4 separate regions of the Homo sapiens genome follow, and all the other regions are linked to region 4. A link is a contact called in ENCODE Hi-C data. All regions are on one chromosome and are shown on one strand. The core of a region is the stretch at or near the end of the contact, and the rest is flanking DNA. Distances in the headings are between cores, read along the strand shown.

What was found. Hi-C counts contacts between places; a loop is a spot of excess contacts on that map. Pooled maps may share reads with other maps.
Region 1: a pooled map shows a loop between it and region 4 (4-fold over the local background). The contact joins the enhancer-like site here to the promoter of GHITM in region 4. A Hi-C loop is called at or near these places in 3 of 50 pooled maps.
Region 2: a map of naive thymus-derived CD4-positive, alpha-beta T cell shows a loop between it and region 4 (15-fold over the local background). The contact joins the promoter of MINPP1 here to the promoter of GHITM in region 4. A Hi-C loop is called at or near these places in 2 of 168 maps with a recorded cell type or tissue (chondrocyte and naive thymus-derived CD4-positive, alpha-beta T cell) and 5 of 50 pooled maps.
Region 3: a pooled map shows a loop between it and region 4 (7-fold over the local background). The contact joins the promoter of TSPAN14-AS1 here to the promoter of GHITM in region 4. A Hi-C loop is called at or near these places in 6 of 50 pooled maps.

Annotation. Positions count from the first base shown.
Region 1 is chr10:80,498,895-80,506,442 of GRCh38, forward strand. It overlaps TSPAN14 (tetraspanin 14), which reads left to right. Exons shown (of 9, transcript NM_030927.4): 3 at 5,834-5,884. Among named protein-coding and RNA genes, the nearest start is that of TSPAN14-AS1, 33 kb to the right of the region's middle. RefSeq lists a silencer at 939-1,233. Within about 2 kb of position 1,262, at least 24 of the 41 ENCODE cell types and tissues checked have a DNase peak (open chromatin) inside an H3K27ac peak, as active enhancers do.
Region 2 is chr10:87,503,471-87,510,110 of GRCh38, forward strand. It overlaps MINPP1 (multiple inositol-polyphosphate phosphatase 1), which reads left to right and starts at 1,423. Exons shown (of 5, transcript NM_004897.5): 1 at 1,423-2,082; 2 at 4,866-5,063. The coding sequence starts at 1,446. It overlaps MIR4678 (microRNA 4678), which reads left to right and starts at 411; the gene lies at 411-484. LOC112268064 (a long non-coding RNA gene) reads right to left here and starts at 1,364. Exons shown (of 2, transcript XR_002957094.2): 1 at 865-1,364. RefSeq lists enhancers at 1,393-1,482, 1,643-1,702.
Region 3 is chr10:80,532,541-80,540,102 of GRCh38, forward strand. TSPAN14-AS1 (TSPAN14 antisense RNA 1) reads right to left here and starts at 3,402. Exons shown (of 2, transcript NR_120661.1): 1 at 3,040-3,402. SH2D4B (SH2 domain containing 4B) reads left to right here and starts at 5,362. Exons shown (of 8, transcript NM_001388272.1): 1 at 5,362-5,975. The coding sequence starts at 5,792. LOC124902471 (a long non-coding RNA gene) reads left to right here. Exons shown (of 2, transcript XR_007062218.1): 2 at 1-640. RefSeq lists enhancers at 3,070-3,209, 3,660-3,759, 7,066-7,205 and a silencer at 3,400-3,589.
Region 4 is chr10:84,134,824-84,142,128 of GRCh38, forward strand. GHITM (growth hormone inducible transmembrane protein) reads left to right here and starts at 4,686. Exons shown (of 9, transcript NM_014394.3): 1 at 4,686-4,770; 2 at 6,639-6,806. The coding sequence starts at 6,678. RefSeq lists enhancers at 4,054-4,623, 4,624-5,193 and a silencer at 4,767-4,966.

The DNA of each region.
Region 1 (7,548 bases), core at 12-2,511, 3.6 Mb before region 4:
AGACTGGACCCAGGGCCGGCTTTGTTCAGGGGAAGAGGCTCTGTGAATGTCAGGCTGAGTCAGCGTGTGGATTGTGCAAGACCCGGAGGCCAGCAGGGCAGAGCCTGAGAGCATCGCCTGCTGCTGGTGATTCGCCTTGATCTTGCTGAGGAAAGGCCTCTGGGGCCTGCAGGAGTTGCCAAGTACTTTTATACACGCTTAAATGAAATCTTGCAAGGAGCCAAGGCCATTAAATCATGGGTGAGAGGCTGCCTTTGACCTGCTTGGAGCTGCATCTTTCTCCTCCAGTTCAGCAGGGCCTGGCCGGGTGTCACTTCCTTTTGTGACTTGATTGTGCTTGGGTAAAGTACCACAAGCTTGCTCGTGTGGTAAGTGGATTTCTTGTGTCTGGACTCTGGCTGGACCAGCCCAGAGTGCCCCAAGAGGACCTCCTGCCTTTCGCAAGGTCATTTGCCTAAGGTGAAAGGTCAATATTTAATCTTCACAGTGACCCACAAAGAGGCCCTGCTGCCTTGTCCACCTGCCCTGGTTGGGACACAGCGTGGTCTCACTGCCTGACAGTGTGGGTCATTTGGCTGTAGAGCTGCACAACCCCAAAGCCCCCCTGTGGAATTCCTACATCCCCGGGCTCTTGTGTGAGTGCCCGTGTGTGGAAGGCAGCTGCTCTGTGGGTGGTAAGATACTGTGTTGCCAGGGTCAGAGGCATCCAGGTTTGGTTCTTAAGTCTGCCACCAGCTAGCCGTGTGACCTTGGGCAAAGGACCAAATTGCTCTACATTTGAGCTTTCCCATGTGAAAAATGAGGGTAATTGAGCCAGAGTTATGGGATATGGAGGGATAGCCTTAGGTCCATTAAGTATTTAATGCAGCGCACAGCTCCCAGGAAAGGGCAGCTATTCACAGTGACCATAGCAGTTTAGGTGCTCGCTGGTCCAGCAGAGGAGGCTGGCCTCTCCTCAAGCTGGGCCGGAGCTGGGCCCCGTTCTTCAGTAGGTAATTCAATTAGGTCATGGGAGGGAGACAAAGAAGGTCACTTGAGGCTGGAGGGCACTCAGCTGAACCCTCACTCCCAGAAGATTGGCAGCCAGGGCTCACAGCAGCCAGGGCTTACCTGGCCTGGCCCCATGGACCATCTGCTGCAGAGTTCCAGGGAAGGGTTCCGTGGGGTGAAGCGGGCCAATGACCCAGTTCATTCATGGGACCGTTATGTGAGCTCTCAGGCAGATCACTTCCCCTGTCTAGTCCTCCCTCAATCTCCTGGTCTCTGAAACCAGGTTTGTTGGTACTCAGAGTTCCTGCCCTGGGCCACTGTTCATTGAACCCATGATCTGACATGTGATCCCCAAGTTCCTGTCTTTCCGGTGTGAGTTAACTTTAGTTCTTCCTTTAAAACAGAATGAAAACAACACAAGGCCTTATTCTTTTTTTTTTTTTTTTTTTTTTTTTTTTTTTTGAGACGAAGTTTTGCTCTTGCTGCCCAGGCTGGAGTGCAATGGCGTGATCTTGGCTCACCGCAACCTCCACCTCCCAGGTTCAAGTGATTCTCTTGCCTCAGCCTCCTGAGTAGCTGGGATTATAGGCATGTGCCACCACGCTCGGCTAATTTTTTATTTTTAGTAGAGATGGGGTTTCTCCATGTTGGTGAGGCCGGTCTCAAACTCTTGACCTCAGGTGATCCGCCTCCCAAAGTGCTGGGCCTCCCAGCACTCGGCCTCCCAAAGTGCCGAGATTTCAGGCATGAGCTACCACGCCTGGCCAAGTCCTTATTCTTAGAGCTGAGAGAAAGAGAACTGCACGCAGTGGTGGGGAGCTGGCTTCCCCAGTAAACACAGAGTCAGCCAGGGCTTTCCCTGGGGGCCTTGAGAAGAACAGCAAGCGAGGGAGGGTGTGGTCTGTGGGCCATATGCAGAGCGGTAAGCGGCCCTACAGCGGCCCTGCATGTGGGGAAGGGGCGATTGGAACAGAGGTGAGCAGGAGCAGGCCTACCTTTGCATGGGCACTGTGCCCCTGAGGGTGGGGATATGAACTGCTCTTGAGGTCGAGGGTCTTTTTTGAGAACTTGTGCAGACCAAAATTCCTTTTGTGAAACCAGTCACCTCTTCCTATTGTATCTATTTAGTCACTATTTAGTCACCTAGGAGAACAAAACAACTAAAACAGCACCTCAGCGTGAATTCACAGAAACCTATTAATATAGATGGAACTGACGCTGTTTTTTTTTTTTTTCTTTTTTTTTGGGAGACCTGGTCTTACTCTGTTACCACCCAGGCTGGAGTGCAGTGGTGCAATCTCACCCTTGACCTCCCAAGTTCAAGCAGTCCTCCCACCTCGGCCTCCCTGGTAGCTGGGAATACAGGCATTTTTTTTTTTACAGCTAATTTTTTTAGAAAACCTTTTTTTTTTTTTTTTTTTTAAGAGATGGGGGTCTTGCTATGTTGCCCAGGCTGGTCTTGAACGCCTGGGCTCAAGCAATCCTCCTGCCTCAGCCTCCCAAATTGCTGTGAGCCACTGTTCTCAGCCTGAGGCTGGTATTAATGTGGGAAACAATACCCTTAGAAGTCAGACTTAGTAGTCAAGGTGAGAGAAGGGGTGAGCTGTGAAGTGCAGTGTGGAGGAGAGAGGGGAGCTCCAGCAGTGGTTTTGTTGAGTGTCCTTAAGGTAGACTTTTCTCACCTGTCCCATGTGGCCCCACAGGATGAGCGGACTGTCATGGAAAGCTGTTAGGCAGGGGCTGGAATGTCTGTTGGGAATGCTGGATGGGGCATCGGCCTCTGGGCTTGTTCTGCTCTGACCATAGGCAAATGCCCCTGTATAGAGCTTGACCCATGCACCTGGGCCAGGCTGAGCTTTTCTTGGCCCACATTTGCTCTGAATGCCTTTGGATTGAATCACACCCAGAAGTGTGCCTGGGGGTAGCTAGAAGGACCCAGGCAAGCACTGTCCTGGTCTTGAATCCTGGGGAGTCACTCATGCCTGCTCTGTGCCTACTGAGGGCCAAGCCCTCCTCGTTGTTGGGCTGCAACTCTGAACAAAACAGGTAACATCTCTGGCCTCAGAAGGGCTTAGCTGGGGAGACACAATAGAGAGACAGCCCCTGTGGTCTGGGATCAGTGCCGCGAAGAAAATCAACAGAGGAGGTCACACATGGAGGATGGGGAGCAGTTCCACTCAGGGTGGTAAAAGGAGGCCTTGAACGCAGTGAGGGAGGAGCCAGGAATGGATATGGAGGAAGAGCATTGCCGGCTGAGGGAACAGTGTCCAGGCTCTGAGGCAGGGGTGATTTTGATGACTTCAAGAAACAAGAATGTCAGGGTGGCCCAGGGAGTGGCGTTGGAGCAGGGAGGTGGGAAGGAGATGCCGTGGGAGATGTGTGTGAAGCCTGGCTGCAGAGGCCCTTGGGGGCCATGGGAGAGACCGTGCATTTTCTTCTAGGTCTGCGTGGGAAGTCACTGCAGAGTTTCGAGGAGGGGAGTTCCCAGCTCTGTATTTTTGAAGGGTCAGTCTTGTTGCTTGGACCAGTGAGGAGCCCCGTGGGATCCAGACTCGAGTGGGTGGAGCCGGGGCAGGTGGGAGCAGAGACACTGGAGGAAAGCTGGTCGAATGCACTGTGTATTTGGAGGCAGAACCAGCAGAGGGTCCTCTGGGTTGAGTGTAGGGCAAAAGAGAAAGAAGGCACCAAGCCTGGGGTCTGGGTTTTCTCTCTTACACTTGCTGGGTGGACGGTGGTGCCACTGAATGAGACGGAGAAGAGTTGGGGGGAGCTCGGTTGGGGTTGGGGGACCAAGGCTGCGTAGTGGGGCACAGTAAGAGTAAAATATCGTTAGCTGTCTTAGGAGGACAAGTAAAGTAGACATTAGGGTATTTGACCGGGGGCATGGCCAGGACTGGACATCTGAGTGTGTCACTCAGCAATGTTTAGATGGTATTTAAGCCTTGTGAATTATGAGATCATCGAGAGGGCTCAGGGCAGGGTGAAGGAGCTAGGACTGTGAGTGAGGCCCACCAGCATCTAGAGGGGTCTGAAGGAGGAGGAGGAGGAAGAGCAGGGAGGAAGGCAGTCAGGGGCATATGCTTGGGGTCCCCGAAGCAGGGTGTGTCAGTGGAATGGTTGGAGGAGGAGAGAATGACCAGCTGTGACCAATGAGGTCAGATACCATGAGGAAAAGTCTTGGCCTCCAGCTTTGGCAAGAGGGAGGCAGGTCCCTGGGGGCCTTGAATAAGATGGGTGGGGATGGAGCCTGCAGGATTCGGCAGGTGGTGACCAGTCACCTTCAGGTTGCTCAGCATGCCAGTGTAAGACACCTGGGGAGGGAAAGGAAGCGGTCATGCATTCTATCAGGAAAACCCTTCCCAGCTAGTCAGTTCAGGGGGAGGACTGAGAAGCGGGAAAAGGGTGTGGTGTGATATGGTAGAAAGGGCTCTACCCCCTTGGCTTGGTGCTGTATCCAGTACTTGAGACGGTATCTGGCACTCGGGATGTACTCCGTGAATATTTGTTGAATGAATGAGTGAGGAGTGAATGAATGAACTGAGACTTGTGATTCAGCCCTTCTCCCCACTGCCTGACATTTTGGTCTTGGCCCTCCCTGGGCCCCAGTGCTCTGCTTTTGTAAAATGGAGGGATTGGTTCTTGGTGGGGGTTCTTTACTTAGTGTTCACAGACCATTGTGGGAGCCAGCAGTGGGAAGCTGTGACCCCTCTAAAATTTCATGCAAAATACTGGGCATGTGTGCATTTTCTGAAAGTGATCTGTGATCCAGAAGAGGTTGGATCACAGATCACTTTCAGGTTGGATGAGACTTCCTGGGGCTTTCCTTGAGCCCTTTCTTTCCATTCTAGCCCCTGGGGCTAGTTACTGAGTAAAATAGGTAGAAGTGGCTCAAGGCTTGAGATCACCGGTAGTCATAGAGAAGCGTGGTCCTGTTATTTATCGTGAGATGGTGATAAATGGCAGTGAAATGCCAGTGTGGTGTAAAGTAGTCACAGAAAAACAGGAGGCAGCTTTATTAACAGAGCCCACGTTGTGTTTTGTTGTATATGGAAAAGCCCTCCCTGGTTCAGGAACCTGTGTGATGTATTTGGGTGGGCGCCTTTCTGTTGTGGTGCACATGGGGTATGGGTTCCTGCAGGTGGGAAGTTGGGGTTGGGGGTGGTGCTCCTCTGGGGCGAGCTCATTGCTTAGAGCAAGCCTATTTTCATTCTCTAGCTAAAAGCCCAGCCTTTCCTGAGCATAGATGCGCCCCCTGCTCATTGTAGTTAACAGTAGGGAGGAGGCTCAGCCCTGGCCAGTGAATGGCCTGGGCCACTGGATAGCTGCTTATCTGTGCCTGGAGTCTATCTCCAGGGCTGGAGAGCTGGGGTGTGTGGCAGAGATGCTGGGCTGTTTCCCCCTGTCCTCACCCTGTGGTGGTGCCTGGTCCTATGCAGTCTCATCCTGTGTTGGGAACCTCTGAGGGGACCTGGGTCAGCCCTCCCAAGGGGTGATGTCTTCGTATACACCAGATAGTGCACTGAAATGAGTTCAGGGTTGCAGAAAGGGGAAGAAGCAGCACAGCCTGATGTCTGTGACCCATAGTCTCTCCAGGGTGGAGTCCGCTCTGAGATCTTTTCCTCTTCCTTCCCTGGGGCATAGGGTCATCTGAGGTTGAAGGAGTTTGTCCAGATATTCAGGAAGGTAGGTTCAGGTTATCTGTCATCTGCGGGGCCTGAGGGGCCATGTGGGATGTGAGCTAGGAGCATGCCCTACCTGGCAGTGTGGACTTTGCTCTGTGAAGCATGTTCACAGTGCTGGTTTCCAACCTAACTTCCTTCTCTCTTTCCTCTGCCCCGCTTAGTTGGCTGGAGTTGTCTTCCTTGGAGTCGGGCTGTGGGCATGGAGCGAAAAGGTAGGTGTAACTGTCGCAGGACACTGAGCTTCAGGCAGCCAAAACCAGATTCGTTGGACTTCATTTTCCCTCCTCCAATCTGTTCCCTGACAACAAGCATTTCTTGTGCAGTGTCAAGGTGTATAATTGTCAATCTTTACAGACACAGCTCTTGCGTACTCTGCCCACATGATAGTATTGGCTGCTGGAGGTATGGGCTGGGCTGGTTGGGTTTTGAGCCCTGTGGATGTGGAGAGCTCAGCTCTTGTATGCAGCTGTGCCCAGAGCAGGCTTGGGCAATCCAGCTTCCTGACCCTGTCTGTGCCTCTGGGAGCAAGCGGGCAGGTCCCTGAATACAGGCATGCTTATTGTGGAAGCCCTTATCCTCCAGGATGAGAAAGAGCAGGCAGCAGGGAGCGGGGCTGGGTGACATGCCCCCAGGGTGCCCTGTGGGGCAGGGGTGGGCCTTTAAGCACCTCTGGGCCTCCTTGCCCAGCCTCAGGAGGAGAGGGGAGGAGTGGAGACCTGGCTCCTACTGTCGGGAAGGACATGGTGCAGTTGCGGCTCCAGGAAGGGGATGAGACTGGATATGGGCAGGGTGGGGCTGTGCTGCTGCTTGTTGCCCTGTGGCAGGGGTGCTGGGGAGGCAGTGAGGGCTGAAAAAGGCCAGGGAGGGAAGAGGGGAGGGGAGGGAAGCAGTAAGGTGGAGCAGGCCTGGCCAGAAAGAGCCAGGAATAAAGCTTCCTCTAGTGTCTTGAGCCTAGGCCTTCTTCCTTCAGTGGAACCTCCCTTTGCTTCCAGCAGGAGGAGGCAGGAGAACCTAGGTCTACAGGCTTTCCTGCCATGGTCTTAGGGACTGGATAAGGCCCACCTTCAGGTTTGGGCACCTTCCAAGTGGCCTGTGAACCCCTAAAGGGCAAGAGCTGGGGTACGATGTCCCTTTGCCCCAGTGACCCAGAAGCAGGTTCAATCTGTGCCTCACAGCACCACCGTGTGGCTTCCCCTGGGACTGCAGCCGCCTAACTGGGTGTGGCCCTGAGTGTGGAGCTGGCTACTACAATTCCTTTGAATCTGTCGATCTAAAATAAGTGAAAAGGCCAGAACCTAGTTTAGAGAGAGTTTATTCAAGCACACATGTTGAGGACAGGCCTACCCAGGAAGCACAAATTCCAAAGAATGGAAGTCAGCCTTCCTGTTCGAAATGTAGGAGCTTGGGATCATTTATCCAGCCAAAGCCAGACAGAGACTCTGTTGCCCAGGCCGGAGCGCAGTGGCTGGATCTTGGCTCACTGCAACCTCCGCCTCCCTGGTTCAAGAGATTCTTGTGCCTCACCCTCCCAAATAGCTGGGATTACAGGCATGTGCCACCATGCCTGGCTAATTTTTGTATTTTTAGGTAGAGATGGGGTTTTGCCATGTTGGCCAGGCAGGTCTTGAGCTCCTGGCCTCAAGTGATCTGCCCTCCTCGGCCTCCCAAAGTGCTGGGATTACAGACGTGAGCCGCCATGCCCAGACACCTATGTATGTCTTGATGCTTAGTCACAATGTTCTGATTAGTTGAGGCGGTCTTTTTCTTTCAGGAAAGGTATGTTTAACATTCCACACTGAAGATGTAATTGTCCCTGGGTCTTAGATGATATCTGATCTGAGTTAGTAAAGAACAATGAAGGAAGCAGTTAAACTAT
Region 2 (6,640 bases), core at 173-2,672, 3.4 Mb after region 4:
ACTAAATGCTAATTTGAGCAAAGTTCTACAAAAATATCACTGACCATGAATATTCAGGCATTGACATGCTACAAAATAGCATATCGAAAAGAACATCTGTTGCCCTAAAGATGGTTTCCTGCACAGAACGTCTCCAAATTTTCAGCATTCATAGGCTGGCCCCGTTTCTTCTTGGTTAACATTTAGAGGCACGCCTAAACTTAGAGGAACACCTCTCTAAACCAAGGAGACACTTAAAGAGAAAAGGAGTAAAGATGGTGATGGGCTTATAAAGAGCAATGTAATAGTGTCTTTGAAGCAAAAGCTAACTTAATGAAAACGTGGTCCCAATTTCCTTAAATCTGGATCACCGTACGACTTCTGTAATACTTATTATTTCCCCAGCTGGCAAATAAACTGGAGTTCAAGTGGGAAAAAACAAGGTATTGTTCAGACTTATGATTTTTGGGGTCAAAGATTCTGAGCAATAACCTATTAAAAAACCCAGCTTTTGATTTGAGTATGTAAGTAAGTACATGGGAGGAACGTATGGATCTGGAGTGGTGGTAAATACAGAGCATGTTTGCTTCGCAAAGCAGATTAGCTCATACTTAATAATAGAGTAAATCTGTTGGGCCATGACTCAATGCACCCAAATTCTCTAGATTGCTATGTCTCTACTCGCTAAGCCTTCGGGAACAACAAGCACAGAACTTTTAGGGTGCTGTCTCACTGATGTCGGCGTTAGCTCTGGTAGTCCAGGTCAAGATTATACCAAAGATTCAGGACTTAAATTCCTGCAGAATGTAAGCCCCTTTCCAAGTTCTCTGCTTTACTGTATCCTGTTTATTTTCAAACTCAAATGGAAAAAAACGAAACAAAAACCTTGGGCTTCAAGAGGCATCCTGCCGCAAGGCCCAGCGATGTGAATTTTCAACAACCGTCTCAGGCAGATTTCATGCTGATGGTTCAGGCACTAAACTTTGAAAAACACAGTATCACAGAGTAGGGATGGTGATGTAAGAGTCATCTGTAAAAGCTGTGCTGTTTTGGCAGCCTGGGAGGCTAAGGTTTAGTCTAGGCGACTAAGGTTTAGTCCGGGCTGTATTCACACCCAAAACAACTAAAAAAGCGGAGGAGTCTTTGAGTCAATCCCTGAAGCTCCGGCTAAGAGGAAACTCGCCCACGCTCCAGGGCAGCGACGCCGGCTCCACCTCAGCCACGGCTGTCTCAAGCTTCTCGGGGTTTTCCGCCGGCTCCACCCGAGCCACAAGTCTACAGGACTCCTCGGAGCTTTCCGCCGGGACGCAAGACCCACCGCCAGAGGTTGGTACCTCCTAGAGAACAGCGAAGCGCATCCCGAGGGCCGCCGGCCGGAAGCGCCCTCCAGACCCGCCCCCTGCCCTCCGGAGCCGGAAGCTGGGCATCTGCAGCTGGCTCGGCGCACTCCACTGACCGTCCCGACGATGCTACGCGCGCCCGGCTGCCTCCTCCGGACCTCCGTAGCGCCTGCCGCGGCCCTGGCTGCGGCGCTGCTCTCGTCGCTTGCGCGCTGCTCTCTTCTAGAGCCGAGGGACCCGGTGGCCTCGTCGCTCAGCCCCTATTTCGGCACCAAGACTCGCTACGAGGATGTCAACCCCGTGCTATTGTCGGGCCCCGAGGCTCCGTGGCGGGACCCTGAGCTGCTGGAGGGGACCTGCACCCCGGTGCAGCTGGTCGCCCTCATTCGCCACGGCACCCGCTACCCCACGGTCAAACAGATCCGCAAGCTGAGGCAGCTGCACGGGTTGCTGCAGGCCCGCGGGTCCAGGGATGGCGGGGCTAGTAGTACCGGCAGCCGCGACCTGGGTGCAGCGCTGGCCGACTGGCCTTTGTGGTACGCGGACTGGATGGACGGGCAGCTAGTAGAGAAGGGACGGCAGGATATGCGACAGCTGGCGCTGCGTCTGGCCTCGCTCTTCCCGGCCCTTTTCAGCCGTGAGAACTACGGCCGCCTGCGGCTCATCACCAGTTCCAAGCACCGCTGCATGGATAGCAGCGCCGCCTTCCTGCAGGGGCTGTGGCAGCACTACCACCCTGGCTTGCCGCCGCCGGACGTCGCAGGTGACCCCCCGGGCGGCCCGTGTGCTGTCCCGGTCCTCCCACCCGCCCTGGATGCTCTCCCGCCTCCCCCAGACCCTGGGCTTTTCCGATGCCCCCCAGTTCTCTTTCCTCTTTTCCCAAGCCATCATCCCTCGGGCTACGTCCTCCCTGTCGAGGGATATTACAGACTTGGCTATCTCTTTTTCCCCTTACACGTATGTTCATTTATTAATTCATCAGGTGTAAATTCAGCACCTTGTACTCGCTGCCTGCTTTAGTAGAGTTGGGGATCCAACAGGAAAGGGGACAGACGAGGTCTCCCGCAATTTTTGCGCTCCCGTTCCCAAACTGAATTGCCCCTTCGAGCGCCAACCCATCCCTTCCCCCTTCCCTGGCGTCTAGTTTCACAATTGGGCGCACGTTTTAAAAAACAGAATCTAGAATTTTCTTCCTCGGGCTTTGCTTCCGATACTAGTTTTTCCTTCTTTCTTTTTTTTTTTTTTTAAACTCATCATCTTTTTCAGATGACAGTTTTAGACCTACACCCTGTTTTAGGAACCTGATCTCAAGCCTTTGTGTCCTCCTTTTTTCTTCTGTTTTGTTCATGTTTTTACTGTAGCGTTCCCATCGTTGTAGCTGTGGTCCGTGGTCACAAGCAGTAACAACTCATTTATTCCATTAATTACACTTTTTCGAAATTTGAGAAATCATCTAGTAAGGCCCCGTTATTTCACAGGTGAAGAACCCGAGCCCAAGAGTATGCCTTCTTAATTGTCTTTCTCTAAGGTCTAGTATCCAAGTCTTCTGTTTTCCTAGAATGGTTCTTTTTCTCTTAGAAAATGTTGTAATAGTTACAAATAATAATGATAGCATACACCTCATGCCTATTGTATGCCAGGTATGCCTCACATTTATTTTACAAAATCCTTACAACCACAATCTGGAGTTGATAGTATTTTCCCCTTATCTCAAAGATGAGGAAATTGATACACGAACACATTAAATAATTTGCCCATTTTCATACAGCTAGCTGTGGACCCAGGAAATCTGATTCAGAGCTTGCTTTCTTAGCCATTATGCTATACTGCCTCCATTTGTCCAATAACATACCTAATAAGAATAAAAACATGTAACATTTTTGTACCACAGAGATGAGCAAGCATTAATAGTTTCTTGATCACTTTTAAGGCCAGAATTGAAGTGAGGATTATTGTTTAGCTTCAAAGCCCAAGTGAAAAATTAGAAGTAGGCTGGTTTGTAATTTCTTCTGTAGCTGTTGAACAGTGAAACCATCTGTAAGGGATTTCTCCACTGATTCTGTGTCATGTTATTGTGGGTAATTCAGTTAGCTGACTTGTGTCTAATTACTTGTTGAACTGTGTTTTTTTTTAAATATATACTTTTTCCATTAGCATGAGTGAAAATTCCTCATAAATCTGTTAAATTAACAGAATGGTGAAAGCAGAACATATTTTAATATAACACAATATCTATAGCGACTTCCTGGAACAAGTGAATTTTTGTTCTCAGATGGCATTGCGAAGACTGGCATTTGACTCTCAGTACAGAGCCAGGGATGAAAATACTACAGTTCAGAATAAGCCCACTCCTGACCGTTTTCAGTGTCAGATAGCAAACCCTTTGCCTAGCCACTTTATTATTCTCTATAGACAATAGTTTTGCCTATTATGTACATCTGGTCTTTTGAGGGAGTCTGCTGAATTAGATTTGTAGTTTTGTAGAAACAGAACAATGCCTTTGTTTTTGTTTAAAGACTAGCAATAATTAGATAGTAACAAGGATAAAATACCCAGATGCACTTGGGAAATTATATTTTAGTGTACACAGAAAAAAGGTGACAAAGTTCGCTTATTTTCCTAGTCAAGATATTTTCTTAAGAATTGCAATCCAGTTGACAAAGTGGGCAGAATTATCCATTTCAAGAGAAACAAACATACATACTGATTTTTTTTGCATACACATCCAAAGCCCAGATAAAACTATATTCAATTTTCTCATATTTTATGTACAAAAATGATATACTTGGTGTTCTTTTCGTGGTAAATTGTTGGAGAAATGATTGAAAAATGTGTGTTTTGAATATGACTGAAAAAAACGTAAAGGGCACACCAGTAGTTGAAGCATGATTATGAATGCTTCTCCAATACATATTTGTTGCCCAATTGGGGGCATAATGTAATTTATTAAATTTTATATAGAAAGTTATCTGGGGCTTCAGTTAAAAGATAAACCAATTCACAGGCCCAGCACAGTGAAGCACAGGAGACCCAAAACATCAGTGCGTTTTGTGCTGCTGTCAGTAGTTTTTGTCCAAAGCAGAATCTTTGTAAAGTAATACAGAGTTGGGAAGGTTAATTGAGAAAATAAAATACTCTGTTTAGACTTTGGCTTAGAGTGAAAAAATAGATTCCATATGTTGAATTCTCTCTCACCTTGTAAGTAGAAACTTTGCTGATTTTTAGTTTGCTTTCTAAAGTTTTCCGTGCCTGACAGAAACAGTACTTATTAATGTATGATGCAATTTCATTGCGTAGCATCTCTACAACACATTTAATCTTCAATCTCTATTTCTTTAGCCTTTTCTAGCTATTCTCATGCGTTACAGCCATTATAAATGGGGAATAATTTTACCCCAAGAGTTTCCTGACCAATATGTGCTTATTTCAGCTGTGCGGATTAGTAAGATGTTAGTGTTCCTTTTTCACACTTAACATTTTCAATAATTTGAAACTGTCATTTATGTCAGTGATTTACAAATACATATAAATTTTTTTCTCTTTCAGATATGGAGTTTGGACCTCCAACAGTTAATGATAAACTAATGAGATTTTTTGATCACTGTGAGAAGTTTTTAACTGAAGTAGAAAAAAATGCTACAGCTCTTTATCACGTGGAAGCCTTCAAAACTGGACCAGAAATGCAGAACATTTTAAAAAAAGTTGCAGCTACTTTGCAAGTGCCAGTAAATGATTTAAATGCAGGTAATATGTCTGTTGTCTTTTATTTGAACTTAACAGTTTAAATAATTTTGAACTGTGAAAATGAAAACATAAGGAAACAGTCTTTTTTAAAGACCCATAATTGATCTACATTAAGAAAATAATATGTTCTGGGTCAAAAAAATTGTATACCTTGTGCTTACTATTTACCATTTTTAGATTCATATTCTTCTTTGAGTGTTATTTAAATTACTGTACAAGATTCTAGTTATATTCTGGAGTTTTTTTGAGGGCAGAGTAATATAAAGCCTCAACTGTAGGCATTATTTTTAAAACAAATTATCTTTTCTGAATTTCCCCCTGATAAAGTGATACAAATGGAAAAATCATATAAATTCTTTAGCTTTTGAAGCAGTTCAAAAGTACCTGTTAATGTGTAAGAGGGGTAAGTTTTAGAAAGTGAAAAGCAAAGTACTATGATGTTTTTTGAGTTATATGTAGCAATGCTGAGAAGATGAGCAGTCATGTCTATCATAAGTTATTGCAGTGGATGGGCTGACTATGCAACTTACCATCCAAACTGGTGGGACACTTTCGAAAGTGAAAGGGAACACTATTAATAATTTTGCCAGGAAAGCAGGTGGGAAACCATGGCACATGGTCACCTAGCAATGGGAGATTAAGAAAATAAGATTTTTTTCTGTTTTCTAGGAATTTATGTTCCATAGGGTAGATGTTGACAAAGATACATGCAAAGATTGTAGATTACATTATACTCTGAATTAATTTCCAAAAGACTGGAAGTAGATGTTGGGGAAAAAATAGATTAGAATTTATCAGTCACAGGGCCTGGATGCTTTATAAGGATCAAAAAGAAGATGCCTAGACTAGCATTTGAAATTGAATTTTTTCTCTCTCTCCAAACTGGCAGTACATTGGCATCGCCTGTGGAGCTTTAAAAATTATTTACTTTATTGGGAAATAATTCAAACACGAAGATAACAAAAAAGGCTAATGTGGTGAACATCCCTATACCCACAACTTGGTTTTACTAAATTTTAACTTTGTGCTTCAGTTACTTGCCTTAAATAAATTGAGGTCTACTGGTCCCTTTCCTGGATCCCATTCTTCTTCCTTTCTCACCAGTGGTAATTGTTGTCATGAATTGAGCATTTATATTATCCCATGCCAGTTTTATACATAAATGGGATATTGTTTTGCAGATTTTAAAACTTTTAAGAGTGGTATCAAAGTTTATACCAGTCCAAAATTCTATTTTTATGCAACTTTTTGTTTTTGATGTAATGTTTGCAATTCTAGTCCTACATTTTAAATGTATGTATTTCATTCTACATCTATACCAATATCTAGCCATTATTCTGTTAGTAGGCAGTTAGGTTGTTGAAAAAGATTTTTTAAAACTATGTTTAGTCTCTGAATGGGCAAGAATTATGTATTTTACTGATGAAGTAACTGACAGCAACTTCTTTTTGGAAGCAGTATTAAGTATAGTGGTTAAAATAATGGATTCTGGAATTGGACTATTTGCATTTGAATCTTGACTCTACTATCCTATTGAATAACTATGATTTTTGACAAGTTTATTAATGTCTTTATGC
Region 3 (7,562 bases), core at 2,152-4,651, 3.6 Mb before region 4:
GCAGAAACTACTCCAGACTCTCACCTGCTGTTGCTGATCCTTACATGGTGGCTGTGCCAGGCTCAGCCGCGCTGAGATGACAGGGCTGTCTGGCCATCATTGGTCATATGGACTTCAGATTTGAAAGGATTTTATGTAGAAGCAGAGTGCCTGATAGGACTCTCCGGGACCCCCATTTCTGCCCTGCTTGGCTCCCACTGGCAAGGCTGGCTCAGTTCCTGTCACCTTCTCCTGGACTTTGGCCAGAGTCCACTGGCTGTTTCCCCTGCCTCCTGCTCTCCCAGTGCCCTCTCCACACCAGTGCCAGAGCTGCTTCTAAGAGATGCCTCAAAGCCCGCTTCCAGCTTAGGAACCCCAGGGAACATGGATGGTTTCTCCATTGCCACTTCCTAGCCTTCCTGGCATAGGAAGGTCTGGTTTGCCTGCAGGTCCCTCTCTGGGGGGGTCCCTGCTCCATAGATGCTGAGGCTCCAGAAGTCTGTTCTTTTATATCACATTTGAAAACCTTTGAAATGCATTATAGTTGAGTCATATGAATTATGTAAGTATATCCTACTCATTGTATAAAACAACACAGAATTGTCTAAAGTGTCATTTTTCTCCGCATTCCAAGAAAAAGCTAAGAAGCAATGCTAAACAATTAGGCGTGTGATCTTCTGTACTTTTCCCTTTGTCTCCACAAAAGTAATCGGACATACAGAATTTTAAAAATGGATTACCCTGGGAAAGGCTCCTCCTCTCCCTCTCCCTCCTCTCCCTCTCCCTCCTCTCCCTCTCCCTCCTCTCCCTCTCCCTCCTCTCCCTCTCCCTCCTCTCCCTCTCCCTCCTCTCCCTCTCCCTCTCCCTCTCCCCACGGTCTCCCTCTCCCTCTCTTTCCACGGTCTCCCCCTGATGCCGAGCCAAAGCTGGACTGTACTGCTGCCATCTCGGCTCACTGCAACCTCCCTGCCTGATTCTCCTGCCTCAGCCTGCCGAGTGCCTGCGATTGCAGGCGCGCGCCGCCACGCCTGACTGGTTTTCGTATTTTTTTGGTGGAGACGGGGTTTCGCTGTGTTGGCCGGGCTGGTCTCCAGCTCCTAACCGCGAGTGATCCGCCAGCCTCAGCCTCCCGAGGTGCCGGGATGGCAGACGGAGTCGTGTTCACTCAGTGCTCAATGGTGCCCAGGCTGGAGTGCAGTGGCGTGATCTCGGCTCGCTACAACCTCCACTTCCCAGCTGCCTGCCTTGGCCCCGCAAAGTGCCGAGATTGCAGCCTCTGCCCGGCCGCCACCCCGTCTGGGAAGTGAGGAGCGTCTCTGCCTGGCCGCCCATCGTCTGGGATGTGAGGAGCCTCTCTGCCTGGCTGCCCAGTCTGGAAAGTGAGGAGCGTCTCTGCCCGGCCGCCATCCCATCTAGGAAGTGAGGAGCGTCTCTGCCAGGCCGCCCATCTTCTGCGATGTGGGGAGCGCCTCTGCCCTGCCGCCCCGTCTGGGATGTGAGGAGCGTCTCTGCCCGGCTGCCCCGTCTGAGAAGTGAGGAGACCCTCTGCCTGGCAACCGCCCCGTCTGAGAAGTGAGGAGCCCCTCCGCCCAGCAGCCACACCCTCTGAGAAGTGAGGAGCCCCTCCGCCCGGCAGCCACTCCGTCTGGGAAGTGAGGAGCGTCTCCGCCTGGCAGCCACCCCGTCTGGGAGGGAGGTGGGGGTCAGCCCCCCGCCCGGCCAGCCGCCCTGTCCAGAAGGGAGGTGGGGGGGTTAGCCCCCCGCCCGGCCAGCCGCCCCATCCAGGAGGGAGGTGGGGGGGGTCATCCCTCTGCCCGGCCAGCTGCCCGTCCGGGAGGGAGGTGGGGGGGTCAGCCCCCCGCCCGGCCAGCCACCCCGTCCGGGAGGTGAGGGGCGCCTCTGCCCGGCCGCCCCTACTGGGAAGTGAGGAGCCCCTCTGCCCGGCCAGCCGCCCCGTCCAGGAAGGATGTGGGGGGGTCAGCCCCGGGCCCGGCCAGCCGCCACATCCGGGAGGTGAGGGGCGCCTCTGCCCGGCCGCCCCTACTGGGAAGAGAGGAGCCCCTCTGCCCGGCCAGCCGCCCCGTCCGGGAGGGAGGCGGGGAGGTCAGCCCCCCGCCCGGCCAGCCGCCCCGTCCAGGAGGGAGGCGGGGGGGTCAGCCCCCCGCCTGGCCAGCTGCCCCGTCCGGGAGGTGAGGGGCGCCTCTGCCTGGCCGCCCCTACTGGGACGTGAGGAGCCCCTCTGCCCGGCCAGCCGCCCCGTCCAGGAGGGAGGTGGGGGGGTCAGCCCCCCACCCGGCCAGCCGCCCCATCCGGGAGGGAGGTGGGGGGGTCAGCCCCCCACCCGGCCAGCCGCCCCATCCGGGAGGGAGGCGGGGAGGTCAGCCCCCCGCCCAGCCAGCCGCCCTGTCCGGGAGGGAGGCGGGGGGGTCAGCCCCCTGCCCGGCCAGCCGCCCCGTCCGGGAGGTGAGGGGCGCCTCTGCCCGGCCGCCCCTACTGGGAAGTGAGGAGCCCCTCTGCCCGGCCACCACCCCGTCTGGGAGGTGTACTCAACAGCTCATTGAGAACGGGCCATGATGACAATGGCGGTTTTGTGGAATAGAAAGGGGGGAAAGGTGGGGAAAAGATTGAGAAATCGGATGGTTGCCATGTCTGTGTAGAAAGAGGTAGACATGGGAGACTTTTCATTTTGTTCTGTACTAAGAAAAATTCTTCTGCCTTGGGATCCTGTTGATCTGTGACCTTACCCCCAACCCTGTGCTCTCTGAAACATGTGCTATGTCCACTCAGGGTTGAATGGATTAAGGGTGGTGCAAGATGTGCTTTGTTAAACAGATGCTTGAAGGCAGCATGCTCATTAAGAGTCATCACCACTCCCTAATCTCAAGTACCCAGGGACACAAACACTGCGGAAGGCTGCAGGGTCCTCTGCCTAGGAAAACCAGAGACCTTTGTTCACTTATCTGCTGACCTTCCCTCCACTATTGTCCTGTGACCCTGCCAAATCCCCCTCTGCGAGAAACACCCAAGAATGATCAATAAAAAAGAAAAAAAATGGATTACCCTGTGCACAGTATTCTGCATGGCGTCTTTTCATTTTATCAACGGTGGCCACTTCCCTCGACGAAACAGTCGACTTCATTGTGACAGGAGTAGAGGTCCATGCTGGGCAACCCACCCCCATGGAGGGACACTCAGGTGGTTTCCAGTCACTTGCACAACATTGTTGCGTGCGTGGGCCTTCCGGGCCCGGAAGAAACTGCGTTCGCGTGCAACATTAAACACCCCACATGGGCTGGTGAAAAATGAAAGCAAAATAAGACCAGTTGAAAGGCGGCAGAAAACCTGTGTGACTACTCCGTGGCTCCCCTGCCTGGTTTCCAGCCGCGGACTCTGCTCTTCGGCGCGACCCCTGCTCCTGGGGTCCTCTGGGGTCCTCTGGGGTCCTCCCGCACACCCAGGCCAGGCACACCCAGGTTGCGAAGCCGAGTGCCTCCCCGTGCGGCCGCCAGGGAGCGCCCCAGGCCTGGCCGAGTCCCCCGCCCTCCACCCCGCCAGGCCCAGGAGAATTGATAGGCGGGCCCCGAAGCACGTCTTCCCGGAAACCGGACTTCACCCGCTCCCGGGCTGCCATCCGCGGCTGGGTGACGCTCACGTCCCCGCGATTCGGTGTCTCTTGGCCTCCTGCCCCGCTGACCTGGGAGTGCCAGGGATCACCCCGCCCCCAGCGAGATCCCCTCTATCGCACAAAATGGGCGCTAGCGGGGGTCATTCTAGTCCGGCTGCCTCACTCTCCCGACGGTCCTCCAGGGTGGCACCATCACCGTTCTCGCCCGCCTCCAGCCGGCCCATTCCTGCTGCTCCCTACAGCGTTGTCCCTGCCCCGTGCCCTCTTGTGGTCGTAGGTATCTGGCGGCCCGGGAAAGACAAAAAGAAGCTGCCCGCAGGAGCCCAGACCCTGGGGGCCTTCCTCCCCTTGTCTCCTCTTTGGACTCGGGGGTCTCCCACCAGCCACGGCGAGGGGGAGAAAGAGAATAGCTGGGCAGAGGCTAGGGAAGACCCCCGGTCTCAGAAACTGAGGGGAGCCAGGACTCCCGGTGGGGGAGTCGGTGCAAGCCCTGAGGTGGGTGGATGGGAGTCCAGGGCCACAGCTCTGCAGCGGACAGGCGAGTCCTGTGGCGGCTCTAGGAAGGTCTGGGCACACTGGGACCAGCTAGCTGGACCTGGGTGGGGAGGGGTGGGGCGTCTGACTCCACTCCTGTGACCTGGACATTGCCTAGCTGAGCAGGAGCTTTGACCCTATGGGCTTACAGCTCATCTGAATCTGCTTAGTCCATCTTCCTGTTGTGTTAACCTTGCAGAGGGGGAAGAATGCCAACTCTCCACCCCTCTTCCATCACTCTTGGGTACCTGATCCACCTTCCACCCTCATGGGCAAGGAAGGGGACAGGAAGGTCACCAATCCAACCAAGCCACAGTGCCAAATCCTGTTGGTTCGTTTGTTTTCCCTTGGTTGGGTTATGTTTTCAAACCATCAACAGATTCATAGTTGCTAGTGGATGTCAAATTTCAAAACGGGGGAGTCCCAATACAGTGACTTGTCCATTAGGAAGCCATAGGCAAGCCACTTACTTTCTCTGAGCTTCAATATCCTTGTCCCAATAAGAAGGCATCTGTGATTTGCTCTGAGCACATATTTAGGGTGAGCTTTCACCCTAAAGATCTCAGCAACGGCAGCTTCTACCCACCTTCACACACCAAAGAGAGGGTGGCTTCCCTCCCAGCAGAAGGCAACATCCCGCCATTCCAGTGTGCTTCTGATCAGGGCACAGAGAAGAGCCAGTTTCATCTTCTTTCTTTTTGGTCAACTCCAGGCATCTGCAACAAACAAGATTAACAACGACCATTAAAACTGGCCCCTGGAGGGTTTATCTGTCAGCCACGCATGGCTGCAGGATCTCATTATATATAGGCCAAAGGGAAAGGATGTCTGCTTCCTTTCTGTCCTGGAATTCCAAGATAAAATCCCCTCCAGTTGTCTCTACTGATTCCATTTTGTTTTCTTTCTTGGCTGTAACACAGATAGGAGGAAAAATCTTTCCTCCCCCAAGGCAGAGTTTTAAACGCATCATCTCAGAATGCCAAATGTTCTGGAAAGGAAGAAAGTTGGCAGCGAAGGAACCCGCAGAGAGAGGGGCTGAGAGGGCTGAGGGGCCCAGCAGCTTCTGGCAGGCTCCTCTGGTCTGTGTTTGAAATTGGCTGAAAAGACATGGAATTTAGTAGGCAAGTCTGCCTCCTTCTCCTCCTCTTATCTGCAGAGGAGAGATCAGTTCCCAGCTGGCCGGGGCAGTGTCATTGATATAGCTGGTGTCATTGTTACCTTCCACTAACAGATCACTCGACACCTACCAGCCCAGGCAGGGCTGGGACTGGGCATTTCCTGGCTGAGCTGGAGGCTTGGGCCCTTCCCATTGTCTCAGAACCCCAGGTGATGCCAAGACATGGGCTCTCCTGGGATGCCGTGCTTGGTGACCCAGGAGAAGGACTAGATTGCTCCTGGTGGTTGCTCCCCCTTGCAGAGTCCCACCTGCCCCTTTGGGTCCTGTTGCCTGGCCTCTTTTGCTGTCCTGGGTAGAGGAGATGAGTTCGTCGCTGGCTGCAAGCTGAGGCCAACTGACAATGCTGCACAGAGAAGGGGCACCGAGAGTGGCCCCGGATTGAGCAGTCCGTAGTGCAGAGCAGCCCCTCGGGCGTTCTGCCTGGCCCTGCTTCCCCTGCTGGCTGCCCTTCTGGTGCGTGCATCCCAGGTGGCATCATGCTGCAGCAGATCCTGCACGACATGTACATCGACCCCGAGCTCCTTGCCGAGCTCAGCGATGTGCAGAAGCACATCCTCTTCTACAAAATGCGGGAGGAGCAGCTGAGGCGCTGGAAGGAGCGGGAGACTTGGGAGGCCCTGGCCCAGGACGAGGGTCTCAGGCCTCCAAAGACCAAGCGAGGTACGTGGCTGGGAGTCACAGAGAGGTAGGCCACCAGTCCCCCAGGAGGTAGAAAAATTAGCAGGGCCAGGCTGTGCCCTTCTTCAAGATGGGCACTGGGGTGATGAGGGCTGGGGGCTTGAAACCCTTGTCTTGTGGGCATCAGGTCCCATGAGCCTGTGCTTTTGCCTTTTGGCCAGGACCTTAGGGCTTCGAGGCTGCTGCAGAGGCTGTCCAGCGGCCCTTATTGGAGTCGGGGAGTTGGGACTTGCTTTGTCTTGTTGTGGAAGGCCCGAGTTCTGGGAAGACACCATTGAGACTTCAGATTGTGCTCCGACGTGGTTGGCAATGGTAGGGTGAACGACGGCATATTTGTGACCCTTGCCATTGGTTCTGGGCCAGAGTGTGGTGTAGATATGCAGTTCCTTTCTCCTTGGCATGCGTGGCACACCAGTTCTTGGCTAGGGCCCCTTCTGTGGACTGTGCCTCTCCCTCCAGATCCTCCGGCAGGAGGATGCTGTGGGTTGTCTCTGGAGCCCCACTGGGCATCCGGAGAGAGGGCATCAGGGAACGTCCCACACAATGAATGACCATCCCCAAATGGTCGTAGCAACTGCAGATGAGAAGCAAGGGCCTAGCCTACATTTCAGGTGTTTTGTATGCAAAGTCATGTGCCAGTCAATCCTATGGACTGGTACACCTGTGGGTGAAGGAAATCATCCAGGACCCCTGGGCCAGAAACTGGCAGGCTGCTGAGGCTTGGCTTGGCACAGGACTCAATCCTGCCAGGGATTGTAGTTTCTGTGGATGCTGCATGCACTTTACAGTTTGCAAGGCTTATGTGCCTTCACCCTTTGAAGTTTTCAATCCAGAACAAAGTCCTGTTTCAGGGCTGAGCACACAGCTCCCTTGGTGATCTGGCTCTTCTCCATGCCAGGCTCACTGCTGGCCAGTCCCCACCAGGTGCCACAGGCCACACCCACATCATCTGGACATGCTTGCTCTTGTCTCTGGTCTTCACATGAGTGGCTCTCACCGTTGGGAATGTCCTTCTGCCTTCATCCACCTGACAGACTCCATCAGGAGTGGCCCCCCTGCCCTGGAGTGTTCAGGGATGCTCTTGCATAGGGCAGTACTTGCTCCTCTGTGGCTGCCTGGCATGTAGGACCCACGCCTGCCCTGGCATTTGCCACCCTGTCATTGTCATTCCTCATCTGCTTGCCTGGCTCTCCGATGGGCTCAAAGGCACTGGTGTGTGAGGGCTTCCTCCACTCTATCTTCCTCCCCTGGGCCCAGCACAGAGGTGGCACATGGTGTTAAATCCTTGTTTTGAACAAGACACAGCAGGACCCTGCCGGGGAGGTTGGGGCAGAGCTGTGACTTGGCTGCAGGTGGCTGCTGCCAAAGCTGGGGCCTTCCGGGCTGGGCTGCGCTGGCAGCTGCATCACTAACTGGTGAAATGACAAGCCACCTTGCCAGCACCACCCGGCCTGAGCCCTGGGGACTCATGATGCCTGCATGATGACTCTTCTTGGAGGGAGACAGATGCCTAAAAATTTAACTGCAAAAATATTTATACAGAGATTTGTCACACATAGACATCTACAT
Region 4 (7,305 bases), core at 3,436-5,935:
CCAGCCTTTCTGAATAGTCATCTTGAACAATGTCAAGAAAATATATTTGGGGGTGAAATATTTTCATTTCCTTCAAGATCACAAAATCACCTCAAATAACAACTCACTGATAGAGTCATAGAGGGTAACACCAAAAATTTTTCTGATGAGCCTGATATCAGAGTGAATCACAGAAATCCTGTATTCTAGGCCAGTGCTCCTCAGCCTTTTTTTATTATTGCTTCCCTAGGAATTCATTTCAGATGCTTTTGCCTGATTCCCTCCCCCATGACATCTTAATGTCATAGCTTTACTAGCACATGTGCTGTCTGCATATCCATGCATTATATATTAAAAGAGAGATTTTTTTTAATCCCTCAAGCACCAGCTTTTGCCTCCATCGCATGTTCTAGACCCAGATCTACCATTTACCTTGCTATGTTTTTGATATAGTTTGTATATTTGTCCCCACCCAAATCTCATGTTGAACTATAATTCCCGTTATTGGAGGAGGGGCCTGGACAGAAGTGACTGGATCATGGGAGTGGATTTCTCTTGAATGGATTAGCACTATCCCCTTGGTGCTGTCCTTGAGATAGTGAGTTCTCAGGAGATCTGGTCATTTAAAAGTGTTTGGCCCTTCCCCGCCAACTCTCTCTCTCTTGCTCTTCCTTTTGCCATGTGATGTACCTGCCCCTCTTTGCCTTCTGCCATGATTGGAAGCTTCCTGAAGCCTCCCCAGAATCAGATGCCACTATGCTTCCTGTATAGCCTGCAGAATCATGGGCCAATTAAACCTCTTTTCTTATAAAATACCCAGCCTCGGGTATTTCTTTATAGCAGTGCAAGAACAACCTAATACCTTTTTCTTAAGAAAAGCTACTACAATTTCTGAGTGTTGGTTTCCTCTTGGAAGACTGACCAGAAAGCATGACACTAGTCTCAATTTTCTGCCAATATCTGTCCCTCCACAGATACTACCCCACTAATGACCTTGTCCTTTGGCCCACTTACAGCATTTAGTTGCACATATGTGAGGGGTATATATTGTCAGTTAGGTGAATGCAAAATTGAGCTACATTTTTCTTTAAACTGCCATCGATGTCATTTTCAAGGCCCCAGTCAGTTTAGAGCAGACAGCCTATTTATTCCATTTTGCAAGCTCAGAACAGTCTGACAATTTGTCTGTCAGTTTCAGGATTTATTACCATCAGTCACATTGGAGTTCAAAGTCCTTTCTCCTCTCCTGGGCCACAACTGGATTAGAAACATTTACATTAAACAGGAGGGGAAAAAGTGTAGCTTCTCTGTCCTTCCACTCTACCTCTTAGTCATTGCATTGTCATGCAGCTGCCGTTCAGCAAAATCTAAAGGGAGTAGTCCCCATGGCTTCATTGTCTTTCTGTGGCTGGCAGGATATAACTTTTGAAGTTGGCACAGTTTGATCTCTCACCCAAGCAGAGTCAAATGGCTCTGCCTTGTCATACACTAAATGGTCTGTTGGTGCCCATCTGGGCATCTCACCCACACATACTTCTAGTGTCGCCTCACTACTGAGCAGCATCTCGAAGGGTGCAAACAAGCAGGTGCGTGCTCACAATCACATTCTTGTGTTTATCTAGACCTTAGGGATTCCAAGGGAAAACAAGGCCAAGATGGGGAAGATCTTGTAACTTTCCTACCTGCTCTGTTGTCTGCCACTTAGCAACCACATGAGAAGCAGGTGCCAATTGGTCCCTACATTCAGAAACATCTGCAACCTTTCAGGAAGAAGCACCTTCCCTTTGTTGGGAGACTCCATCAGGGAGGGCAGAGGTTAAAGCCCCAGCAAACTCCCTTTCCAACTCTGTTTCATTCATACCACATCTTCTGATGGGAAAGCATAGTAGGGCAAGGTGAGAGCATTTATTTTAACTGAAAGTAAATAAAATATTTTATCTTTTGTCCTGGCTCTGAGTTTTCTCCACTATAATGCAGCATATCTCACTTAGCCAGCAAGTGGAGAATAAGGAATTCATCAGCAGACTGTAATAAAAACCGTGACATATATATAGTATTGGAATTTACGAATCATGTCTTTTCCTTTTTATTTACTTATTTATTCTTTTATTTTTTATTTTTTATTTTTTTGAAGTGGAGTCTCGCTCTGTTGCCCAGGCTGGAATGCAGTGGCACGATCTCGGCTCACTGCAAGCTCCACCTCCTGGGTTCATGCCATTCTCCTGCCTCAGCCTCCCGAGCAGCTGGGACTACAGGTGCCCACCGCCATGCTCTGCTAATTTTTTTTTTTTTTTTTTTTTTTTTTGGTATTTTTAGTAGAGACGGGGTTTCACCATGTTAGCCAGGATGGTCTCAATCTCCTGACCTTGTGATCTACCCGCCTCGGCCTCCCAAAGTGCTGGGATTACAGGCGTGAGCCACCACACACAGCCTACTTATTTATTTTTAAAGACAGCATCACCCTATGTTGCCCAGGCCGGCCTTAAGCTCCTGGGCTACCTCCCCAGTAACTGGGACTACATGCATGTGCCACCATTCCCGGCTTGTCCTTTTCTCTATCCTACACTCTAAGAACTTAGAAGCAGAGAACTTAACAATTAAACACTTCAAACTAAGTTTTATGTATCTACTTCCCCTCACTTGTATCTCTCCCTGTATCCTATTGCTAAATTAATGATAAAATTATCCACCCAGTTCAGAAGGATTACTCAGGGAGCCTTCCTCATTCTTATCAGCTATATTTGACCGACCATTCAATCCTGCAAACTCCACTTCAGCAATATATCTCTGTCATAAACCCCTCTGTGTCTTTCTACTGGCTTAATTCCAGCCTTTATTGCCTTTTGGTTGAACAACTACAATAAATTCCTAATTGGTCTCCTGGTCCATGGAACCTCTCCCTTCCTACACTGCCACAAGAGCATATATTTCCCAATGATATGACCAGATTCCTCCCCTGCTTCAAAATATTTGACCCCTGTGGAAACAACAATACAAGCCCTTTACTTGAGAAAGGAAAATATGAAATCAGACATTTTTCTTCCAATATGGAGAGAATAAGCTTTAATAGGAATCTTGAAGAAAGCTTGAGTCATTGACTTCAAGATCTTTATTCTGGTACTGTGTTGTAAATCCTTTCTCTTTGCTGATAACAGAAGCTCTAGAAAAAAAGACTATCACTGAAGGAGCCAAACAGAAAACCTATTTGCTAGCTAATAAAATTGGGCATAGATCAAAATAAAAATTAAACTGATCATGCTTGATCTGTTCAGTTTCGTGAGATTTCTCTAGTGTTTTCCTGCCATTTTCAGCGTAAAGAGATAAGAATTGTGTTGCTGCCAGACTCTTTTATTATCCACATAGAAGGCAAGTCTTTATATTTGTCAAGGTTTACATGATTAGGAATCATAAATCACAATTAACTACTGCTTAGGAGATAAAGGTTCATGAATTTTGCATGTTGTTAATCACCTTATCACCCTTTCAGGGTTTTAATCTGCTCTTTCTTCATGGTATTAAGTTATCACATTATATTTTTTCTATGTTCTGTCTCTACCAGAAAGTAAAGCCACAGAGCAAGGACTTTATTTTGTTAAAATAGTGGTAGCACACACGGGTTTAATTCATTTGCTGTTTTTTTGTTTTTGTTTTTTTGGTTTCTTTTTTTTTTGAGACTGAGTCTCCCTCTATCGCCCAGGCTGGAGTGCAGTTGCGGGATCTGGGCTCACTGGAACCTCCGCCTCCTGGGTTCAAGTGATTCTCCTGCCTTAGCTTCCCAAGTAGCTTAGATTACAGGCACCAATCACGCCTGGCAAATTTTTGTATTTTTAGTAGAGACAGGGTTTCCCCACGTTGGCCAGGCTGGTCTCGAACTCCTAACCTCAAGTGATCCACCCGCCGCGGCCTCCCAAAGTACTGGGATTACAGGCTTGAGCCACCACGCCCGGCTGATTCATTTGTATATATTTCTAGAACAGAGCTTGGTACGAAGTTGAGCATTCAGTAAATATCTGTTGAAATAGAGGGAGAGTGAAAAAGAAAGTAACTCTCTCGCGTATTCCACAACTAGCTCTTCACCTATCAAATTACGCGCAATGGAAACATCTTAGTCCTCAGAGCAATCCTGGGTGCAAGGCAGAGGCGGCTGTTATCAGGCCTATTACACAGGTTTAGGGTGAAACTTGAAAATGTGGGCGGGAAAGTCACAAAGCAATGAAAAAACCATCTAGAAAAAATCTTTTCTGGATGTCACCATCTAACATTTGGCATGAGACCCCAGAAACCGGATGACTCGGCTCAGAAGCAGACACATTTGAAAAGATATTTATCTCACGATAAATTAAGGGACAAAAAGGCCTTCAAAAAGGAACGGAATAAACGGAATAATTTTTAACTCTAACATTACTTTCTTTCAATTTTTACATAATTCTTATAGCTGCGGCGAGTGAAACGACTAAAACAAAAGCAAAACAGAGCTCCACTGCCCAAAACAAAGATGGCCGAGACGACTCCCATGCCCACACGCAAAATGGACGCTGACTATGACGTTCCCTGCAACAATCCTCAACTGGCCCCGCCCCACCAATTTGGAACCCCGCCTCCTCAACCCGGAACCCCGCCTCCCCCAGTGTGGCCGCTTTTCCGACAGAGGCCTGCCCGTGATTGGCTGCTCGTACTATTTACGTCCTTTCGATGTTGCGTCATGCAGTGCGCCGGAGGAACTGTGCTCTTTGAGGCCGACGCTAGGGGCCCGGAAGGGAAACTGCGAGGCGAAGGTGACCGGGGACCGAGGTACTGCTCCGGCTGGCCGGCGGGCGCCCGGGATCCCCGGTGGTCCTGACAGCCGCCCTCACGGGACCGCTGGGTGCGGGGGGAAGGGCTGGAAGCAGCGGTGCTGCTGGCTGCGTCAGGGCCGGCCTGCGCGTTGGGGTCGCAGTCCTGTGGGTGACCTGGTGGAGAGGGCGGCGGCACAAGGCCCTGGTCAGGCGGGCAAGGGCTCAGTGTAGCTGTGCTTCTGTCCTCGGGCAACAAGGTGCTGAGTCATCCTTGCGGCGAGGCCGTACAGCCGCTGCGCTGGTAGCGGCACCTGGGGCAGGGGCAGAGGTGTTGTGGGTTGACAGGGAAGTTTGCTGCCGGGTTCTCATCTGAATCTAGCGGGCTGGGTGAACTTTCTCGGGGACCAGGCACCCAAACTCATCAATGCTCACGGAGGCATAAGCCCTTGGATTAGGGTCGGTAGTATTTTCCCCATTTTATAGCAACGACATCTGAGTCTTAGAGATCCACACTCCTCACAAGGTCACTTCTAACCTGTCAGAAGCGGGATTCCCACTCTGGGCTGTTACGCCACATGGAGGTCACTCTGAGCTGGACCTCTTCGGCCCCAACCAGTGGACTGAGTACTGAGGAAGATACAGGACAGCCATAGGTTGAGATGATGTAATGGCACGAAAGTTCCAAAAGCGCTGGGTGTTTTCCCAAAGGCCGGGTGCCGAATTTTAAGACCCTTAATAGTTCAGTTGCAGAGCTCGGAGGACGCTCGGGTATCTTAAAGCAATAGTTCTTAGCTTTTGGAGTGTTCGTTAAAACACACGTTCTTGGTCTTATTCCTAGGGGTAGAATCATTAGGAGCAAAGAAAGACCCAGGAGCCTACATTTTAAGATGCATCCGGGGCACTTTCAAGCAGGTAGTCTAAGGGTCAACGCTGTAGTCTGAACACGGAATCCTTATGTTACAGATGGGGAAATGGGCCCAGAAGTATATCACTTGCCTAGAATTCACTACAAATCATTGGCAGAGATGGGCTGGTAGCCCCAGTTGGTTTACACTCGTCATTTCATTCTGACCTATTGTAGTCACCTCACCTTAGCATTACAGAAACACTGTCTGCTGACTTCTGGTTGACCACCCATCTAGTATAATGTGCCCTGGAGCTAAGATAATCCAGTTTTTAGCATGCTTTTCTTTTGAAGACACCATCGAGGGAGTCTAATGTAAGGGAAACCTGGTTGGTAACTGAGTTTACTTGTTTACTTTGAAAGACTAAATGTCCTTTACGCATTATAGTAGGACATATAGAATAGGTTAACTTAGAATATTTTTATATCTCATGTTGAAGGAAAGTAATATTTGGTATGATTAGCTGAAATTCATATAGTTGGCTTCTTTTAATACCTTTTAGCTTTGTAATGCAGTATAACCTTGAAGAGCTATTCATGTCTTCTTTGGATGACACTATTCCTTTGCCCAAAAGTTATGTAGATTCTTTTAAATTTTCCCACTGGATGCTGGTATAAATCTTAAGCCAAAACTACATTTGTAAAAACCATCACAGACTCTGTAATCACGTCCAGTTATTAACAGCCGTTCTGTGTTACACATAATTTTTGCAGTCATCTATTTTGATTGGTCAAACTGGGACTTAAACCTAGTTTGTTCCTCCATCTTCAGCTGTGTTCTCTGGGATGGGTTTCTTGCATTACAGTGGATGGTTGGGCAAAGAATTCATCGCTGAAAATTAAAAAGGTCGCTTTATTTCCTGTTCTACTAAAAAATAGTTTGTTCCTTGACTCTGACTCTCATATGTCCTTCTCTTAATTGGTTAGTAGGTTGTTTTACTTATGTTTTTTTGGTTGGTTTTGCCTTTTTTTTAAACTAGCATTTCAGATCTGCTCGGTAGACCTGGTGCACCACCACCATGTTGGCTGCAAGGCTGGTGTGTCTCCGGACACTACCTTCTAGGGTTTTCCACCCAGCTTTCACCAAGGCCTCCCCTGTTGTGAAGAATTCCATCACGAAGAATCAATGGCTGTTAACACCTAGCAGGGTAAAGATAATCTGAATGTTTTTATATTGCTTCTTTTTCCATTTGTGCCCTTTCTTTTTGGCAGAGTATGGCTGCTCTGCCTTTAGTGTGTTATACGTCAGTTAGCCCTGATAATATCCCCAATCAGCTCTTTCTCCCCATTAGTTTGTATCATTCTGGTCCCTCCTTATCCCATATGAAATAGAAAATGAGTTTCTGTAACTCTGTCTTCGCTTACAGCTTCTGGAGTTTCTCATTTAGAAAATTTAGAGTACATTGTGAGGGATTGAGAGTTACATAGTGTAACGGAGATCCTGGAGCACATAGTCAGAAGTTTAAGAACCCAGGGATATTACCAGTTGGCCAATAGCTTATTAATAAATTACTAAATATATTATCTCTTATTTAGAGGTTGATAATATCTGTCAGGTTAGAAAGAAACCCATTTTTATAATAGATTTATCTTCTGGCATTCAGATTATAAGGTTTGAAGTGTGAGGTAATGAGGACAATATAAAGA